Regions from separate parts of the Mus musculus genome. Here region 1 is linked to region 2. The links are chromatin loops, found by intact Hi-C in ENCODE. Cell type or tissue: heart. All regions are shown on one strand. Links, peaks and the distances in the headings refer to the core of each region. The heading gives the core; the rest is flanking DNA. Region 1 overlaps Bcar3 (breast cancer anti-estrogen resistance 3). Region 2 holds the start of Pde5a (phosphodiesterase 5A, cGMP-specific).

Evidence for each region. Peaks named below come from ENCODE experiments on the same cell type or tissue, not always from the same donor. Only the 100,000 strongest peaks of a DNase experiment are listed, where the experiment ranks them.
Region 1: a loop joins it to region 2, with 3.0 times the contacts of the local background. A loop is called at or near these places in 2 of 42 quality-filtered maps.

The regions. Positions count from the first base shown.
Region 1 is chr3:122,506,162-122,511,533 of GRCm38, reverse strand. It overlaps Bcar3 (breast cancer anti-estrogen resistance 3), which reads right to left. Exons shown (of 12, transcript NM_013867.3): 5 at 2,963-3,408; 6 at 212-315. Among named protein-coding and RNA genes, the nearest start is that of Gm34349, 29 kb to the right of the region's middle. In heart, for the core only: a CTCF peak has its summit at 2,257 (motif pointing left); DNase peaks (open chromatin) are centred at 503, 883, 1,433 and 2,253; H3K27ac peaks cover 1,650 bases.
Region 2 is chr3:122,725,838-122,731,195 of GRCm38, reverse strand. It overlaps Pde5a (phosphodiesterase 5A, cGMP-specific), which reads right to left and starts at 2,038. Exons shown (of 21, transcript NM_153422.2): 1 at 1,829-2,038. The coding sequence starts at 1,950. In heart, for the core only: CTCF peaks have their summits at 722 (motif pointing left) and 2,259; DNase peaks (open chromatin) are centred at 1,075, 1,335 and 2,185; H3K4me3 peaks cover 2,678 bases; H3K27ac peaks cover 2,489 bases.

The DNA.
Region 1 (5,372 bases), core at 314-5,313, 220 kb after region 2:
GTAACTGTGCCCACTTTGAAGGCTGGTTATGAGACTTAAATGTTTGGATGCATAAAGCATTAAGCTTAGCGTGCCATAACCAAACAGTTCTGCCAACCTCCCCTCCAAGATATGGAATCTTCACACCCCGTGGCTTGTTTGGGGCAGAAAAAGTTCGAGGACCCCCAGGGCCACACTACCACCTTCTTGCCTGACACTCCCCGACACCTACCTATTGGCAGGTGACTCTCCGACTGGTGAGCTTTGAGGGTTAAGGCCTTCCTGTCCTGCACGTGATCCAGGCAGGCGGGCTGGCTGCCACTCTTCTCTTTATTCCTGAAGCCAGAGAGACCAGGCAGAAACGTGTTATTAAGTAGTAAAACCCTCCTTCAGGCTACGTCACTCACTCAGGGAAAGTTAAGAAAAGAAAACTCCCCGGAATGGGAATGAACTTGAACGCAGCAGCGCATACCCTAACAGTAAAGGAAAGGCCGAAGAGGAGGGGCAACTGAACTGACTGGGTGTGCCAGAGTCCCCAGGGCCAGAGCAGCTGAGTCCTGGGCTGTTTCCTCAGCCCTTCCTTCCATCCTGTTGAAAAGACCGTGCTGAATGGGTCACCATCCTCTGGGGAGTAGTGGGAAGGCATCTGATGAACTGGAATGTGTATACTTCTTTAAAAAAAAAAAAAAAAAAAAAAAAACAGCTTTAAATGATTCTCAGTCCCTGGGGGAATGGCTTATTTAACTAACACGACTTTTCCACAATGGTTCAATGTCAGCTGGGAGGAAGCTGGGGGTCACTTTCTATCTCTATGTACAGATTAGCTGCACAGGTCAGAGGTGGCGGTCATCCCTATCTTCCTGGCTGGGCTTGGGGAACACCCACAGGTGATCTCTAACTGCTGAGTTAGAAGCAAAAGTGGCCGGTACAGTCAACTGGGAGGCACAGCGCACAACCAGCCAGGGAAAGGTAGAGGGTGACTTGGAGGCACTTTCTCCCACACTCCCTCTGTCCGGTCTGATTAACTGGGGATCGGTCTAACTACAGGCGGCGGTAGACTGTATTCTGTTGACAGAGGAAGAGATACGCTCTACCAGCCAGGCTGTGATAAACAGGTCCTCCGGAAGCATAGCCCAGTGTCACACAAACCGGAAGATCTTCCCTATGTTTGGAAACAAACAATCAAAACCTTCCAGCAACCACTCAAAGATAAGTAGCAAATTACTAAAGGAAATGACTTTGGAGAAACGTTGGTGGACGTTAGAGGCGTGTCCACCATGATCAACAATCAACCCATCAGATTGTTCCGGGAGTCCAGTGTGGCTAGATAGGTGGGAAGCAGAGTGCCTGAAAATACACACCTTTGCCCAGGGCCCCAGGCTGCCAGGCAGGCAGCAGGTGGCAGTGGGCCAAAGCTGACGTGGGAAAGTCACTGAAGGGCAGCAGGGTAGGGTGACTAGCCCATTAAGGCCACACTGGTCATGGTGAGGTCGCCCTTCCCCCACCTGAAGTGTGTTGGTCGCTTCCTGTGGGAAACTATCCCAGAGCCTCTACATTCCAAAGGCCAATCAGAAGAGCATCTCCCAGACCCTTCCTCGCCTCCCTGCCTGCCCCTAAGTCTGACTTTTGCCTCCCCTGCAGAGAAAAACAGCTCCCAGGAATACCAGCGCTTGCTGTGAGAGTAAACACGGTCCACTTCCTGCACCCTCACTCAACAGCGTCTATGCTTCCAGACCAAGGAAGGGAGCCCCAGAGAGGTTGAAGGTGTCTGCCTAGGGTTGCACAGCTAACCACATGGGAACCAGCATGGAGCCACAGGTTCTGAGTCAGTTGCTGACTAATACATACCAGGCAACAGCTACAGTTTATGTTACTTACATAGTCCTGTATTTCATAAGGCGTTTGCAGTAAAGAAATTATAGTTTATATTTTCTCTTGGCCCAGACAGGAAAGCAGAGAGGCGAATGGACACGCTTACTTATATGAGACACCAGGAGCCGGGGGAGCCAGGGCAATAGAGGGGTCCAGGCTACATCTCAGCTTTCCTCCCCAGCAATTGGCCCTGAAAAGGTGTCTCGTCTCTGGAAGCTAAGTCCTATGCAAATACTGAGCTCCCTTCTCAGCCTTGCCTGTCTATTCTCTGAACACTTCAGCCCAGGAGGCACAGGAGTCCAGTTTCCTCCCTCTACGCTTCCAGTCCTTCAAACCCCATCTGTTTCCCTCCAAGCCAATCCTTTTCCGCAGGGCCAGTCCCTAGCCTCAGCACTGACCCCTGCTGGATGCTGACACACAGCATGTCCACAGTCCCTGCCCTCCCCTTAGTATACTGCCTAGGTGGGCTTTTTCCTCTAACCCTGAAGACCTCAGAAATCGACCCCACCTCCCCCTTCCAGCCTGGGCCCTTGCTGAAGCCTATGCTGGCTCCCCTGCTTCCGTCTCTCCCCACTCTGTGCCTAATGCTACCCAGTTCTGCTTCAGGATCTGCTGTTCACTGTGCCAAACTTTTGTAGCCGGGCAGAAAGCCTCCACCATCAGCGTTGGTGGGGTGCGGTCGGGTTCCTCCTAACCCCATCCCTCCCTTACACAGACCCTCTACTTTAGCCTGGCCAATCAACCCTCCAGGCTCCTCTGGCCCTTGAACGTCTCACATTAAGTCCCTGGAACCCCCTCTTCTTTGCAGTGTCCCCCACATATCCCCTGCTCAGACCCTGTTGTTGTTTTTGTTGTTGTTTTAGTTTTAGAAATGGGGAATCTCATTTTGTAGTCAAGGATGGCTTTGAACTTGGGGCACTCGCCCCATTTTAGCCTCAAAGCACTGAAATTACTCACACGCATCCCGCATCTAGCTCCACCACTTGATTTTGATGCTCTTTAAGTGGGGGTTAATCATGCACACTCGTGACCACTATCCACTGACGGTGAGTGTTCTAAAACCCTCTCCTCCCCTTCGCCTAAGCGAGGCCCCAGCACTCCACAGACCTACCTGAGGAGGTTTCCTCGGGGCAGGCTGTGTTCCCGAGCCTGGATGCTGCTGCCTGTGGTGAGGCTCAGCCTCTTCACCACGTCTGGCCTTCCCTCAGCCAGGCTGCCCTCCCGGCCTCGGCCCGGGGAGGTGCCATAACGCTCCTCCAGACACCAGAGGGGCACTGTCCTATTGATGGGCTGGAAGATGATGGCACCACTCTGTTGGGAGATGGGCCGCCGGTTGCCCACGTAGCAGCGGACCAGCCCCGGGATGGAGTCAAAGCTCTCCATCTCGAATTGGTACTGCACACGGCTGTAGGCCTCGCTGAGCCGCAGGACAGTCCGGTTGATCTTAAAGTGCTGAGCGAGGTTCTTCCACTGACAGGTCAGGACAAAGTTTCCGGGGCTCGACAGGGAGTCGCGAACCAGGAAGTCCCCATCCCGCTGCACAAGGTTTTCAGACACCTGTAGTCAAAATGGTGAATGAGGAGCAGGAAAGGCAAACATATTCACTCAAGAACTTCCAGAAGGCAGTGCTGCTATGTCTGCTGTGTGCGCATGTGCGCGAATGTGTGCGAATGTGTGCGCATGCGTGCAGAGACCAGAGGAGTCTTTCCTTAGGCACAATCGGTCTCCCACAACCCAGGTATCTGCCTCTCTCTGCCTCTCCACTCCATGTATTACCACACCTGGCTCTCCTGATTTTTGTTTTTGTTTTGTTTTTAATGAGGGTTCTGGGGATCGAACCCATATCCTTGTCCTTGCAAGATGACTATTTTACCAACCGGGCCATCTCCTATCACTCCCTTTTTTTAGTCACGTCTTTAGTTTGTTTGTTAAATGACACACTCAAGGACTGTATCCTAGCTGGGTATGGCTCTGCACACGGGTGATCAATGTGCTCAGGAAACTAAGACAGGAGGACTGTAAGTCTGAAGTCAGCCTGGAATACATAATTCATTTGAGGTCATCCCCCTCTCAAATGCAAAACAAAACACCCAAACTATTTATGGACCATCTTCTACATGCCCAGCACTACTGCAGACTCAGGAGACACAGCAATGACTAAGTGTGCTTCCTCGGGGGCTTTGTGGTGTGTGTGTGTGTGTGTGTGTGTGTGTGTGCGCGCGTGCGTGTGTGTATTTGGTATAGCACTCTCGGGACAGACGGCTGCAAGTATGGTGAGTCTGAATATTGTGAAGCTAAGGAAAGAAAAACTTTGGAAGGGAGATGGGCTATTTGGAAGGGTTATTGTTCAAATGAGGGTGGCCAGGAAGATGTCCCAAGAAGAGGACATTTACACAGACTTAGAGAATGTAAAACAGCGGACGAAATGAAGTTGTATGCTCATTGGGTCTGATTTTTTTTTTCCAAAGGGAAGAGGAAGAGGCTATCTGGGTCTGGGTCCCCTAATCATCCTCCTCAGATTTCCGTTTACAGAGCAGGATGAACCCAGGGATGGCATGGTGGATTCTGGACAAGCTAGGAGGCTAGGAAAAAAAAAATACAAAGACATTTGAGGTTTCCTCACCCCACAAAGTTATTGTAAAGATAATCCATTTGCATATGAGAAATAGGCAAAGCACGAGGAGTACAATGCCTGTAATGCAGTGGACAGCCCCACAGGTAGCCACTATGGTGCTGATGTTGCCAGCCATCCAGTACATCATGCTGGAGCCTGACCACCTAGGTTTGTATTCTGCCCCAGCTGTGTGACTAGACAAATTACATAAGTGCCTTGTGGTTCAGTTACATCATCCATAAGATGTAGATAATGCTGTTGCTTATAGAGTGGCTGAAACCTTCAAAGGGACAGTGTTGGCACCCGGCTTCCCTTGCCATCGGGTTCCAGTTAGCGTCCAGAATGATGTCCTCCTGAGAGCTCACCCTCCTGGCGCGCTAACAAGGACAGAAGTGATGACATTTTTCCCCTAGGATATTCTAACATCCAAGTGACGCTATACTTCTGCGAGCTCAGAATAGTGTGCTGCCATGGTTACTTAAAAACTGCTCTTTGCCTTAAAAATACATTTTCATGCAGAAATTCCATTTCCTGGAATTGAGCCAGTAGAAAGAATTATAGGTCTGAACGTGGTAGTTATCTTACAGGATGTTGCTCAGGCTGCTAGAAACGCTCTAAGTACCCCATAAATTGTGATGTGTGTGTATGTGAAAGCCATATATATACACAGTGTGTGCTGGGGCAGCCAAAGAGTTTACAGCCGGAGCCAATTCCCAGGGCACACCATTAAGTGAGGCGAGTGGGCCACAGAAAGCAGGAAGATCTCTGTTTTGATTGAAGAGGTCTGGAGGGATATGCACGAGAATGCTCATAACAACTACCTCCAGGGGAGACAATTAGGGATAGGAGTTAGATTTTCTCTTTTCTTATCTGGATCTTCTACCATCAGTTTTAAGGTTAAAAAAAT
Region 2 (5,358 bases), core at 1-5,000:
AAGGGAGCAGAGGATGGGAGTGTACAGTGAAAGGACACGGGAGACAGAAGGTCTCAAGAGTAACTAGTGACCCCTGGAAACTGGTGGTTCCCAGCAAGATAATTCTAGGTCGAGATGGTCTGTCTTGGTGCTTCGGCTCAAACTTCCTGTAATGTTTTAAAAAGAAACCGCTCTACTTTCTGTGTTATCATCCGATCCCTCTATGCTCAGAATTTGATGGGGAAAGGCTTAATAATGGGGGTGGGAGGTGAAAGGAGGGCTGGGTACTTAGAGTATATCTGGGCTGGAGAGAGCGCTCAGCCATGAAAGGCTAGACTCACAAGCAAAACGCCAAAACTGTCCAGAAGAGGCTCCGTGAGAAAAGAGAGAAAACTGACCCCCATGTAGTATCTCCGTGAAAAAGCAAGGTGAGACAAAGTCATACTGCCCGTCTATCGGGCGGCTTCATCTCCCGCAGGTGTGAGGGGTGCCCCCGCCAGCCGCTAACCCCCGCAGCCCTTCCCCAGACAAAGTGGCCAGCGGGATGTTGAAGGAAGTACCTCGTTTTGTCTCCAAAGGGCAACATAGCAAAGGTGGGGCGCTCGTTTGCGAACTCCTCGGATGGTGGACTCGGGAGACTCTGGGGGCCGACGGAGTTCCGTGAGTGCCCGACCGGCTCCCCTACTGCCCCCGCCGCCTCTTCGCTGCGGGTCGCCGGCTGCGGACCCCGCGTTGCGTCGCCCCCTGGCGGGCAGCGCCCGGCCGAGTGGCGGCCGCGCTCGGGCGAGTCCCCACCGGCTCGTCCACCATCCCCGCCCGGCGAGAGTCGCCCTCCCGGCTCGGGCGGCCAGCACCAGCTGCTCGACGGCCGTTGCCCCAAGGCGCCGGTGGCGGGGCTCCAGCCCCTTCTCCAAAGCAGAGCTGGTTAGTTCAGCCCAGATCGGCGCGCCGGAGGCAAGCGCGCGCGCGGGCTTCACGGCGACTCCTCGAGCTTCGGGGGACCCGCCCGCCACGCACTCCGCTCCACCCTCTCGTCCCTCCGCTCCACTCTCAAGTCTGCGCGAGCCCCGACTGCCCGTGCAGCAGTCGGATCCTAAAGGACAGGCTCCCTTCTCCACGCCCTCCGCAGCGGCCTCCCGGCGTTTGGCTCGAGACCAGGAAGAACTGGCCTCTGGGGTGCTCCGGGTCCCCGGGTCCCCGAGTCCGCCCGGGCCGCCTCCCTCCCGCCCTTTGTGTGCGCGCCGCAAAGCTCCGCGAAAATCCTCCTTGCGGCGACGCAGCCAGAAGAGGGATGACCAGAGGACTATTGGGGGACCAAAGGCGACAGTCCTCACTGGGGGCGACCCGGGCAAGCTGCGGCACCCAGGCTTCCCGGTGGCCTGGTCCAGACCCCCCCGGCTTCCCCGCCCCTCCAGGGTCAGAGCAAGCCGGGCAGGGGAGGAGCACGACCACAGGGACGCGCCCGCAGTGGTGCTTCCGGAGCCGCTGGGAAGGGGCTCTGGCTTGTTTTGGTTTTTGCTAAGCGGGTTTGGGAGGGAAACCGGGAGAGTAGAGGGGAGGGGAGAAGGCCCGGGAGAGTAATCTTGCTCCAGGGCCGGGTGTACGCTTTTGTTTTTAACTTCGTGGGCAAGTCCTTTCTAATCCGACGCCTCGCTTCTCAACTGTGCTCCCTTTAAGTAGAGGACTCCAGTCCGTACTGGGACCGAGAAGCTACTTCCGAAGCAAAGGGCCTGGGAACGGGGATTGTTTAATGTTGGATCGAGGGGAAAATTCAATGGTGGGGGAGAGAGATCAGCCTCAGGTCACGCTTCATGTCCCTGGCTGTGTCCTTTGTGGCTCCTCTTCTTACCTGGTGGCCTTTCTAATAAAGTAAGAGAAGGTAAAGTCCCGGTGATCATCCAGCCACGCTTCCACCCAGTCCGGGTCCCGCTGCTGCTGCGACCGCACGGAGTTGGGGCCCGCTCGTTCCATGGTGCTTGCCGCGCGTCTCTGCGGCTCGGAGGTGCCGGATTTCCACCTCTCTCTCTCAGAGGAGCAGGACAGTGTTCGAGACCCTCCCCTTTTGCCTTTATTCGTCCCTGCAGTGTCTCAGCGAAGCCACAGAGACGCGGGCCGGCCCCGGAGCTCGCTCAGCCCCGCCCCTCCAGGTCCCCGAGGTTCCCAGGTGGCGGGCGTCCTCCTTGGGGTCCCGCGGAAACCGGCTTTCTGCATCTGCCTCGGCGCTGACTGGCGAGCCCTCCGGAAGCCAAGTGGCCAAGGCTAGAAGGACTCCAGACCGCCGCTGGGGTGCGCTGTGGGCCGAGTCAGCTTCCCTCTATGCGCAAAGGTGACAGTGGGTGGATTTGCAATTCCCAACCAACCAACTCTAGGACAGAAAGATCACAGTGAGGACTCATCTACAGTCCAGAAGGCAAGAGGCAGGAGCTTCACTAGAAAGTGTGGGAAAAAGTTAACGTGATTGTTTTTCTTCGTTCTTAGTAGTACAGGGACAGCCCCACCTCACTTTTCTCCTTAAGCAACTCTTGGTGGAGAGGACCCAGAACCTATCTCCCTCACAGCAGCCCTCCCAGTGACTCCGGAAAGCACTCCAACCCTACAAGCTAGGGAGAGACATGAGGAAGAAACCGCTATGACAAACCTGCAGGTACGGGACACAGTGGCTTCCATCAAAACCACATCCGAGCTTAAGGCTAACATCAGTTGTAATCATTGATTCATACACCAAAGACCCTCCTTATGGAAGCGCAAGATTCGGTTAGACATAGGACATAAAAATGACAACCACCTGTCCTTGGCCTGTGAATTTTGAAGCTAAGACTACCTCTACACGATTCTGCTGACTTACGAACCCTAACACTAGCTACCCATGTACAACTGGGAACACCCAGTTAGCCTGATTTAAAATGAACTCATTTGTATTTAACTGGCATCGATACCTCAGAAATAGTATTGCCTTACATTGCTTATTGCTGTGATAAAATTCCATGACCAAAGCAACACATGATAAATTATATTAGATTTTAAAATGACAGTTCTCTCCTGATATGTTACTATGACATTAAATATGCTTAGCGAATAGGGAGTTTCCCCTTGTTGGTGAACCCCACCCCCACCCCATATCTACACATTCCTCCTACCAGGAAGTCACCTGATTTAAAACTGAACTCTGGGATAATAGCTAGAAATTGGGCCTTAACTGTTTGTGCCCGCTCCCTCCAAAGTTCATATTGACACTTCATTCTGGCTGAGTGGTTAAGAGTTCTTCCTTCGGGGGCTGGTGAGATGGCTCAGTGGGTAAGAGCACCCGACTGCTCTTCCGAAGGTCAGGAGTTCAAATCCCAGCAACCACATGGTGGCTCACAACCATCCATAACAAGATCTGACTCCCTCTTCTGGAGTGTCTGAGGACAGCTACAGTGTACTTACATATAATAAATAAATAAATATAAAAAAAAAAAAAAAAGAGTTCTTCCTTCACCCGACCCCCCCCCCAAGCTCCCAGGGACTAAACCACCAACCAAGGAGTACATATGAAGGGACCCATGGCTCCAGCCTCATATGTAGCAGAGGATGGCCTTGTCGGACATCAACGGAAGAAGAGGAGGCCCTTGGTCCTGTAGGCTAGGGCGAGTAGGCAGAAGTGGGTGGGTTGGGGAACAGCCTCATAGATGCAGGAGGAGGGGGAATGGGATAGGGGGCTTCGGGGGCAGGGGGTGACAATATTTGAAATGCAAATAAAGAAAATATCCAATAAAAAGAGTCCTTCCTTCTATTCCATAAGTTGGGGTTCAGTTCCAAAGCTGTCTTTGCTGGTTAAGTCATTTCTTCCCTCTCTTCTCTGCTATCTCCACTTCTACCTCCAGACCTGTGGCCAACAGCCAGCTTTGCCTGATAAATCTCTCCTCCTCTGTCCCACCAGTCTCGCCATATCCACACCCACAGGGCTAGTGCAGGACAAGGTTCCAATACCACCTTTGCTCGTTCTAGTCCAATCAAAGAATTCATGCGCCAGCTAAGTCACCCAGCCACTGCACCGGCCCAGTCTAAGACAGGACAAATTCTTACCTCAAACACAACCAAAGAAAGAAGGTCACACTCACAAGTCACATTACAAGCACAATATAAACAGCCAAGATGCTATGTGTCCCTTCGAACACAGTAGTCCTATAGAAATGTTTTCTACTAAGAATTACTTCGATGAACCTCAGAACACAACATTTAAAAGAACAATCATAAACTTTATCAAAGAATTCAAGAAAATTAAAGAAGACACAGGCGCCACATTGAACTTTGAGATAACAATAAATGCCTGAGTGACATTCAAGAAAATAGCAATATATACCTGAAAGAAATTACAAAGACAATTTAGGGTTTGAAATCAGGATTAAATAAGGAGATAGCAATATTGAAGAGAATTCCTGCTAAAGTGTAAACACAATGGAAAAAACTCAATAACCTGACTAAAGAACTCAAGAGACAGCCTTACAAACAGAATAGATTGAAGATTAGACAAAGCAATCAAAGATGGTGGAAAAAATTTCAAGTACAGAAAATGAATATGCAGAAAGTGTATAACACTAACACCATGGTAAGAGTAATTCCTTGAATTTTCATGTATAGATTAGAAAGATCATAGAAGAAAACTTTCCCATATAGAAACATCCATACAGATACAAGAAGCACACAGAACATTACATTGAAAAGACTACAAAAAAAACCCCACATCACATTATAAATAAAATGCTAAATATGCAGCACAAAAAAGATTATTGAAAACTACAAGAGAGGAAAGAAAAAAACACAAGTCACATGTAAAGAGAAAGTCACCAGAAAAGCAGCTTAATTCTCAATGGGAACTTTAAAATCCAGAAGAGTGTGGATCAATGAAATCCTAATTCTAAGAATCCTTGACTGCCAACATAGACTACTATACCCAGCAAAACTATTTGCAAGTATGGAAGAAGGAAAAAAAAAAACTGTCTTTGATACAAACAGCTTTTTAAAAATTCATGTCCACGAAAACAATTGTAGAGAGAATACTAGAAGCAATGCTTAAGACTGAAGAGAGGAATTAGCACAACCAAGCAACCACACAAAGAGAACAAAAGAAGCTATAATTAAACAGTACAAAGCAGAAGCAAACATACACACACACACACACACACACACACACACACAATCACTACAATCTACATATACCTTTCCCTGGGGTATTTTTGTTTTTTTTGGGGGGGGGGTTGTTTTGTTGCTGTTGTTGTTGTTGTTGTTGTCTAAGATAGGATCTCACTATACAACTTTGGCCTGGTCTGGCTATATAGACGCAGCTGGCCTCTAACTCATAGAGATCAACTTGCCTCTGCCTCATGAGTGCTGGGATTA